2 separate regions of the Homo sapiens genome follow, and region 1 is linked to region 2. A link is a contact called in ENCODE Hi-C or POLR2A ChIA-PET data. All regions are on one chromosome and are shown on one strand. The core of a region is the stretch at or near the end of the contact, and the rest is flanking DNA. Distances in the headings are between cores, read along the strand shown. Region 1 has its middle 38 kb from the start of ROCR. Region 2 holds the start of SOX9 (SRY-box transcription factor 9).

Region 1 (3,883 bases), core at 413-2,912, 130 kb after region 2:
AGTCTTCGGTTTGGCATGAAAGATAGTAAGTTTGAGGTGCTTGTCAGACACCTAAGTGGGGATGTTTACCAGACAGTCAGATGAACTTGTAGAATTTTGCAGAAATAAAAGAACTGGAAAAAATAGATTGGAGAGTTGTCAACCAACAGCATACAAGTGACAGTTAAAGCTGAGGGTGTGCATACATTTTCATAGCATGAGTGTGTAGAAGCAGAGAATCTCAAATTAGCTGCCTCATACGTACAGTGTGAAGACAGGCATTGTTTAGTGTTAAAAGACAATGCAAGATGGCCTATCTTTACTTGCAACATAAGTAGCTGGGCATCTCTCTTTTATACCTGGTTTGCTCTATGCATTTAAAAGAAGTACACATCCTCTGCAGGCATTTGTGTTTGATGAAAAGTAAGGAAGAGAAGCAGGTTAAAAATGGAGTGTTACTGTACACATCGCAGACTGGCCAGACCCTACATGATAATCTGGTGTGAAAGTTAAGTAGTGCATATATTCTAAATTCTATTTTACCACTTTAATAAAACAATTAATGCCTTACTCAGACTGTAAATTGCCTGTCAAATGTAGCATCAGATGGGTAAAAAAAGAAGCTAGCTTCTGTGTACTATATAGCTTCAGACAGTAGTCTTAACACATGGTGTGTATCTCAGCAGGTTATTTTCCTTAATTTTTGCAGGCTGTTGCTGAGACTTTAGCATTGATTCCATGTAGCTCTCTTACAGCAAAATTTCAGCCAAGTTGCTTTACTTTGGTAAAGGCTTCTTTAATTTATGTTCAATGTCCCACCTCTATGGAGTACTAATGATCTGTTTGTATCACTATATCCCTTTCCTTTCTTGTGTGTACGTGTACACACAATTATAAAAAATTTCCTAATTAGATACTTTGAATTTTGAGATAATAAACTCAATTGCAGATTTTTTTTTAAAGTTCTGTTTAGTGTTATCTTTCAATGTGTTTCTGCTGATGTAGTGGGAATTTCCTCTAAGCCAAACAACAAAGCCACACTGTGGCTCCAGTAACTTGGAAAGACCTGGAAGGCAATCTGGTTTATTCATCAATCCTGATTGATTTCTTTCTTCAACTCATTCCATCTAAGGAACATGTTTCTCATCCATTTAATAGATGTAACACACCAAATTAAATCAAGCTTTCCTGTCTTAAAATTTGCCTTGAAGTCTGTGATGGTGATCTTTTAGGTTTTCATGTATTCTCTTGAAGACTGAAAGTTAAGGAAATGTAAACAGAGAAAGCAGGATGTCAACATATAAGCACATTTAATAAAGGAGGATGCCTATCAAAGGTGATGATTTCAAATAGTATTATAGACTAGACAGATTCTCCCATCTTAAAAAGTGGGATAAATAATACATAAGCACTCTGCCATGAGGGGTGGTGGATTCTGACTGGTTACAAGTACAGCGTCTCTAGGGTCCCCTGGTTGATAAACACAGCATCCTCCTGCAAGAAGCATGTTGTATTCAGCAGGTTGAGGGAGTGGTCTGGGGGACATCCTGAACTTTCCACTGGGAGCTCTGTTATTGATTCTGGCATTTAGGCAAATTCCAGTGGTATCTCAGGTCCCCAAGTCTGAGAACAGGATGCTGGTAGGGACTCTAACTGCCTTTGGCTATGACACACCCTTTGGCAGACGCTCTCAGCAGTTGTCAGTTTCAGTTTCAGTGTGGAAATAGATGATTTATTGTCCCTTGAAAATTGGTGGTGGTGGAGGGGGGGGCGTTGGCATTGAAGGGGACCCTGAAAGACAACTCTCTGCAACTTTAAGAACATGGACTGGGCTTGAAGGTGAGAAAGCGTGCCTTGAGCTTGCTTCTAAAAAACAAAAAAAAGTTTCATTTCAGAATAATGGCTTTTTAGGGGAGTAGAAGACATAGAGAAATAAATGAAATATGAAAGTATTATGGGAAAAATACACAGACCAAAATTGTTTTGTGCATAGTATGTGCTCAATGTTTATTTGTAATACGAGGACTTGAAAATGGGTGGGAATGACCTTTACGAGAAAGAGACTGTTTTTATCCTCTGAAATTTGTACATTATCTGATAGAATTCAATGTAGCTAAAAGTTTGTCCACATAGAAATGCCTTCTTTTAGTTGTGAATTACATGGCATTGTACATAGTGAGGGCCCCATCTGTAAAATCAATTGGAAGAAAGTTCAGGAAAGAAATATCATTGATTTTTTTACTGTCTTGAATGATAGAAGCAGCCTGTGGAAAGGAAACATTGGATCAGTGGATGTTGGTTACTTGGGGTTTGCAAATGAGTTCCATGAATTATAGAAATCCATTTCAGAAATTTAACCCTAGATAAACAGTCTTAACAAGGAAGAACCAGTTCTTTTTATCTTTGAGCCATATTACTCAGCTGGGGGTTGGGGAGGTGGGTCAGTGAGAAATGTCAAATGACTAACTGCTATGTTGTGGACTAGATTCAGATGATCTTAATATCATTAAAATCCAGAACTATAGAACTTTAAGAAAAGAAATTATAGTCCATCAATTATTATTTTATATCTTATAGCTTCTTGGATTCATTACGGGTAAGAGAAGAAATTTAAGATTGTGAGGAGAAACAAAAGGAGATACTCCACATTCCACTTCCCACTTTCCCAGGATGTTTCTGGACTTCCTTGTGAGACTGATGAAGTATTGAGTCCATAACATAGAAACCAGGCTTAGTGATGTCCTTTTAGAGGTCTCAACATGAATGTAGTATGAATCTAGTATGAACTCATGAATTTTATGAATCGTGAATGTTGTATGAAAAACAATTAAGAGGCAGAGAGAGCATAAAAAATATACAAGAATGCGTGAGTTTCCCGCCTCTTTTTGTTTCCAGACCCTTCAATTTGCTATTGGAATTGGGCTTGTGGACTGGAGAGTTCCACAACTGGAGGCTTCTAGGTCCTGTGTGATGAGATTTTTCTAACTTGGTTTAGACTTCTTGAAAAAGTTACCATCTTCTCTCTGCACTTGACAGAACAGATGGAAGTAGATGGATGCATATCTACAAGAATCAAAGTACAGATGGAGAGTGGAGGAAATAGGGTCTTCATGTTATCCTCCACTACCAATATTGATAGAGTCAAGACAATAGGACCATTTATCCCATTTTTGCGGAGGGGCTACAAAAATGTTGCTCCCTTTGAAGTAAGGTTGAAAAAAATTCTGCCTGGGATCCAACCATTTCATCTTTGACTCTGCCACTTTGAAAGACCTAAGCACAGGCTTTGGACGCTGTCACTATGGATGTAAATAATTTTGTGTCCAGGTTCCCAGGCAGGCTGTGTCTTTAATTCTTAAGGTGAGTCGTCTTTCTTGGATGTTGGTTCAGAGGAGGATGTTGGCAACCCAACATGGATGTAAATGGAAGGTTCATGCGTTTTTTTTTAGTAGGGAGCTGGATGGGTGTTTGGGAAAACCTGGTCTTTGTGATATTATCCTCACCAGAGAAGGGGCTTAGATTCTGAGCTAAACTATGCCACACTAGCTTCAAAGAACTGCAAAACTGTCCTAGGATATTGGTGACTCCACTGTGTGGTTACCGTCAGGACAAGCCAGAACAGCACCCATTGGGAAGCTGGCTCTCCCAAGTGTGATGCTTGGGAAGCACCCTGCAGCCCCAGTGTGAGGCCTTCCTGAGCTTTTTGAGGCCTGACACCATCACAGCCCTTTGCCACCACATCTGGGCTGTGATGGTGTCATGCCTCACTCAACAAGCTTGCCTAGGCTAGGGGATACTTGAATAGGAGACTTTCAATGAATTTTTTAGAAAAAGATGATTTTGTTGAGGGCAGATTGTTCTTGACACACCCAGTAGTCTATTGGGGAAGGCAACAGAGGACAGT
Region 2 (4,077 bases), core at 227-2,726:
CCCCTCCCTCCCCTCCCCTTCTATTTCTATTTTGGAAACGCTGGAGATGAAAACGACTCCCGGTGCTGCCCCCTAAACGCCTTTGCTGCTCGACTTACCGCCCCCAACCCCAACCCCCTTTGAAAACTTTCCCCCAAATTACTTAAGCTGCAAGAAGGTCCCCAATTCTCACCCCCCACCATACACTCCCACCTATTTCCAGTAGCCTCCCTCCTCCCGCCTCCCAGTTCCTGCCAAGGGTCTCCTCCAACCTCGGTTTCTCCCTTGCCCCATCTCCGTGGACAGTGGGGCTGCACGAGAGAGTGCAGTTTTAAGAGGCCGGGTAGGAGGGAGGCAAGTTTCACTTCCCCGCCCCGATTGAGCTTCCAGGCGACTGGAGAGCAGGCTGGCAGCCCCCTCCTTCCGTCTCCCACCAGTCTTCGTCCATCCTCCAGCTACCTCCCTCACCTCTTCCACTTACCACCCCCCTCCTCCGCGTCCCCGCGAGCAGCCCAAGAACTTTGTCAAACTCTGAGCCACAGTTACACCCCATTCCCACTCCCAACCCCATCCCGCCGGCTCCCGGAACGGCAACTCCCGGGCGATGGGAGGCGGGGCGGGGCAAATCAGCCCTGACCAGCGCCCCCAGCCGCCGCGATGCCCACCCTGCCGCGCCGCCCCCGCCGGGTCCTACCTCCAGAGCTTGCCCAGCGTCTTGCTGAGCTCGGCGTTGTGCAAGTGCGGGTACTGGTCCGCGAGCTTCCTGCGCGCCGCCTGCGCCCACACCATGAAGGCGTTCATGGGCCGCTTGACGTGCGGCTTGTTCTTGCTGGAGCCGTTGACGCGCACCGGCATGGGCACCAGCGTCCAGTCGTAGCCTTTGAGCACCTGGCTGACCGCCTCGCGGATGCACACGGGGAACTTGTCCTCCTCGCTCTCCTTCTTCAGATCGGGCTCGCCCTTGGGGAACGTGTTCTCCTGGGGCCGCGTGTTCTCGGTGTCCGAGCCGGAGCCCGACGGGCAGGGCGAGCCCGCGGAGTCCTCGGACATGGTGGGGCTGGGGGCGCCGGACAGGCCCTTCTCCTGCTCGTCGGTCATCTTCATGAAGGGGTCCAGGAGATTCATACGCGGGCCCGGGGCAGGGGGCTGGTGGCCGGGAAAGGCGAGAAGCCGCGGCGGCTCGGGGACTCGAGGCGCGGGCTCCTCTCCCCTCGGCTGCCCGGATGCGGAGCAAGCGGCTCCCGGGGAAGCTGGCGCGTCGGCCGGCTACCGCGGCGAGCACTTAGGAAGGCGCGGGGTGGCCAGTTCACAGCTGCCCGCTCCAAGTGGGGGGAGGCGAATTGGAGAGGAGGAGGAGGGGAGGAAAAAGAGCAAAAGTGGGGGCGCTTGCACCCCTTCTCTTCTCCTCCTGCAAAGAAAAGTTTCCGGGGTTGAAACTGGCGAGTCTCCGCGCCACTGAAGTTTCCAGTCAGTTTCGAGCTCCGCTTTCGGCTCTCCAACTCCCAGCCCAGGGTCTCTTTAATAAATACTCCGCCTCACCTTAGAGCCACCCGCCAATCACAGCACAGCAGTCCCAGGGTTGGCAGGCAGCTGATTGGACCCGATTTTGGGGAGGGAGGAGGATTGTGGCACTGGGCTGGGTGACGAGGCGGGAGGGGAGGAGAGGGGAGGGGATCGCAGCCAAAGGGCGGACGGTAGGGTGGGGGGGCGGGGGGTGCTGCGGGGAAGGCGGGGGACCCGGGACTTCCAAGTGTGTAAGTTTGTCGTACTCTCGGAATGCCAGAATTTTAGTGCCTTCTCCGCGCGAATCTTGTGTGTGTGTGTGTGTGTGTGCGCGCAAGTGTGTGTGTCTAGACTAGGATCTACCCCCACCTCCGACATTTCTTTTCACTGCTCTCTCCGCGGCACCGGGGACTTAGCTGGAGTTTGCAGTATTCGAAAAGCAGCCGCTTCTTAATGCGTAGCCGAGTTTACGCGCCTGGAGCGAGCCTGCCTGCCTGCAAAAGTGCTTAGAAATAGTCTTTTGAAGCAAATGTTTTGGTGACTCAACGCCCGCTGTTCCTCCGTAATAATCCATATAAATAGATTAACATGCTCGGGTTCGCCGGGGCTGGTGCGGCTGGTCAGGATTCTGCTGCGCTTTTGCAAAGGGAGTCAATGGAAAGCAAAGCTAAGTCCCCGCGAAGGTTGGCAGCGGCGGCCGTGGCCACGCAGGAGCCCGGCGCTCTCGAGGCCGCCCCGCGCCACATCGACCTTGAGCTCTGACAAGTCATTCTCCAGCCCCCTCTACCCGCGACCCTGCCGACGCTCCTCAGTAACAGGGCTACTGCTCTGACGTTTTGGTCTTTGCCTCCTGGCCGGGTCAAAAACGTCAGCCGAGTCGCCCTGTCTGGGGGAGAGTTTGCTAACTGCTCTGGCTTTGAGAGATAGAAGTTTGCCAATGCGGCTGTCCCGGGCCGCGAGGCCCAGGCCGGTCACTTGGTTTGTAAAAGACCAAACAAATGGGCACCACCGCAGACAAAACGCTCCACTCTGGCGGAGTCATGCTGCTTGCCTGCTTTTGCTGGCATTTACGAAACACCTGAAGGGGTGAAGCGCCGGTGCTTCTGACTCTAGTCCGGTCGGTTCAGACCTGCATGTAGTTGGGAGTTCTGGGGGAGGCATTGGTGGTGTCTCTCATGTATTTCAAGTGTGATTTGAGCACAACCTTTGTGTTTACACGAAATGCTTAGAGCCAGGTTGGGTAAGTGCGGAGCTATCTGCTCTGGGATAGAAGAAAAGTCTTGGTCGCTTGCGGGTTCTGTGCTTTCAGAATCCCAAATAAACGCACAGCATTGGGAAACTCTTAATTTTAAACTCCCCCCCCCCCCCCACCCTTTTGGGCTCTTGCAAAAATTCGCCTCAATTAAATTATTGTTGTGGTGAATCGGCCCACATCATAATAAAAACTAGTTTTTTTTTCCCTTTCTAATTTGCGAAGTGAGGACACTATCACAAGATCCAAATCAATGTCCTTCCGGGAGAATTTCTTAAAATCTTGTTTTCTCTCGTTGTCTTCGGAAGAAGCCCGACATTTCTTATAGGAAATGGAACTCTTCATAAGGTAGTAAGTTACAGCCTTGTTCAACAGCATTTTTTTTTTAACGAATGTAACTTCTTCAAATGGGATGTTTCTGGTGCCCTATAGCTCGTTTACAAATTTAAGAGATTTGCATACAATAGCTTCGTATCCAGGGCTCTGTGATTACTTTCAGAAAGTGTAAGAACAGCATCGTCCTTTCCTAGGAGAAAAAAGTCCGCGTAGTGTGGACCTATTTCTGTGTCCCGGGTAGAAGGGCATTGTGTGTACAGTATAACTGTGTAATTCTCAGACACCTGATTCAGGAGACTCGGAGACCATCGGGCAGACATTTTAGCCAGGTCGTCTGTACTTAGTTGTATGATATTGTAATTACCATGTTTGCTGGAATAAAGTCAGTGAAGAGGGCTATGACTTTAAGATATTTTGGAATATTTCACTAAATATATGTCAAGATATATACGTATATGTATAAATATACTTTTAATGCAATTATGCAATAAGATACTAATATGTAGAGTTTTACATCATAAACGACGGGGATTTATACATTTCCCGTTGATTTGATGCAAGCATTTTTGAATTTTACATCTTCCTGAAAACTTATGAACAGGCGACTTAAAAATGGACTGCAGTTTTCATCTGTATCCAGAGGGGGCGCCAAAAGCCCAGAAACTGTTTCCAACTCCGAGAACCAGGGAAAACTTGGATGGTGGTGGCTGGGGGTGGTGTGTTCCAGTCAATCTGGACTGCTTTGCTGCTGAGATTTATATTTGCAGGAATTCCTACGCGATATTCCCTCCTGTGCGGATCCACCTCTGCGCAGCTCAGTGAGGGAACTTGTGTCTGTAGAGATCCGGGTGAAAAAAGAGCACTTGAGATGCCAGCCGTTCTATTCTGCGCAGAATTTGGGGACTGAGGCCAGGAGAAGGCCCCTATCCCCCAGGTGCCAAGCGTTGCCACCGTCAGGCCAAGTCTAGCGCGTGGCATTGTCAGCTCGCGAGTGGATCGGTCCTGCA

Evidence for each region. Hi-C counts contacts between places; a loop is a spot of excess contacts on that map. ChIA-PET counts read pairs that join two places held with the same protein, here RNA polymerase II (POLR2A). Pooled maps may share reads with other maps.
Region 1: a pooled map shows a loop between it and region 2 (2.3-fold over the local background). The contact joins the enhancer-like site here to the promoter of SOX9 in region 2. A Hi-C loop is called at or near these places in 11 of 168 maps with a recorded cell type or tissue (Calu3, PC-3, PC-9 and 6 more) and 15 of 50 pooled maps. POLR2A ChIA-PET finds 5 or more read pairs at or near these places in 2 of 52 experiments (AG04450 and MCF 10A).

Annotation. Positions count from the first base shown.
Region 1 is chr17:71,985,595-71,989,477 of GRCh38, reverse strand. No RefSeq gene overlaps it. Among named protein-coding and RNA genes, the nearest start is that of ROCR, 38 kb to the left of the region's middle. Within about 2 kb of position 1,662, at least 2 of the 41 ENCODE cell types and tissues checked have a DNase peak (open chromatin) inside an H3K27ac peak, as active enhancers do; they include PC-3 and mammary epithelial cell, where a contact is called at or near this core.
Region 2 is chr17:72,118,419-72,122,495 of GRCh38, reverse strand. It overlaps SOX9 (SRY-box transcription factor 9), which reads right to left and starts at 1,476. Exons shown (of 3, transcript NM_000346.4): 1 at 674-1,476. The coding sequence starts at 1,104. It also overlaps a transcript of SOX9-AS1 not described here. RefSeq lists silencers at 491-590, 1,501-1,830, promoters at 1,444-1,589, 1,444-2,211 and an enhancer at 2,313-2,813.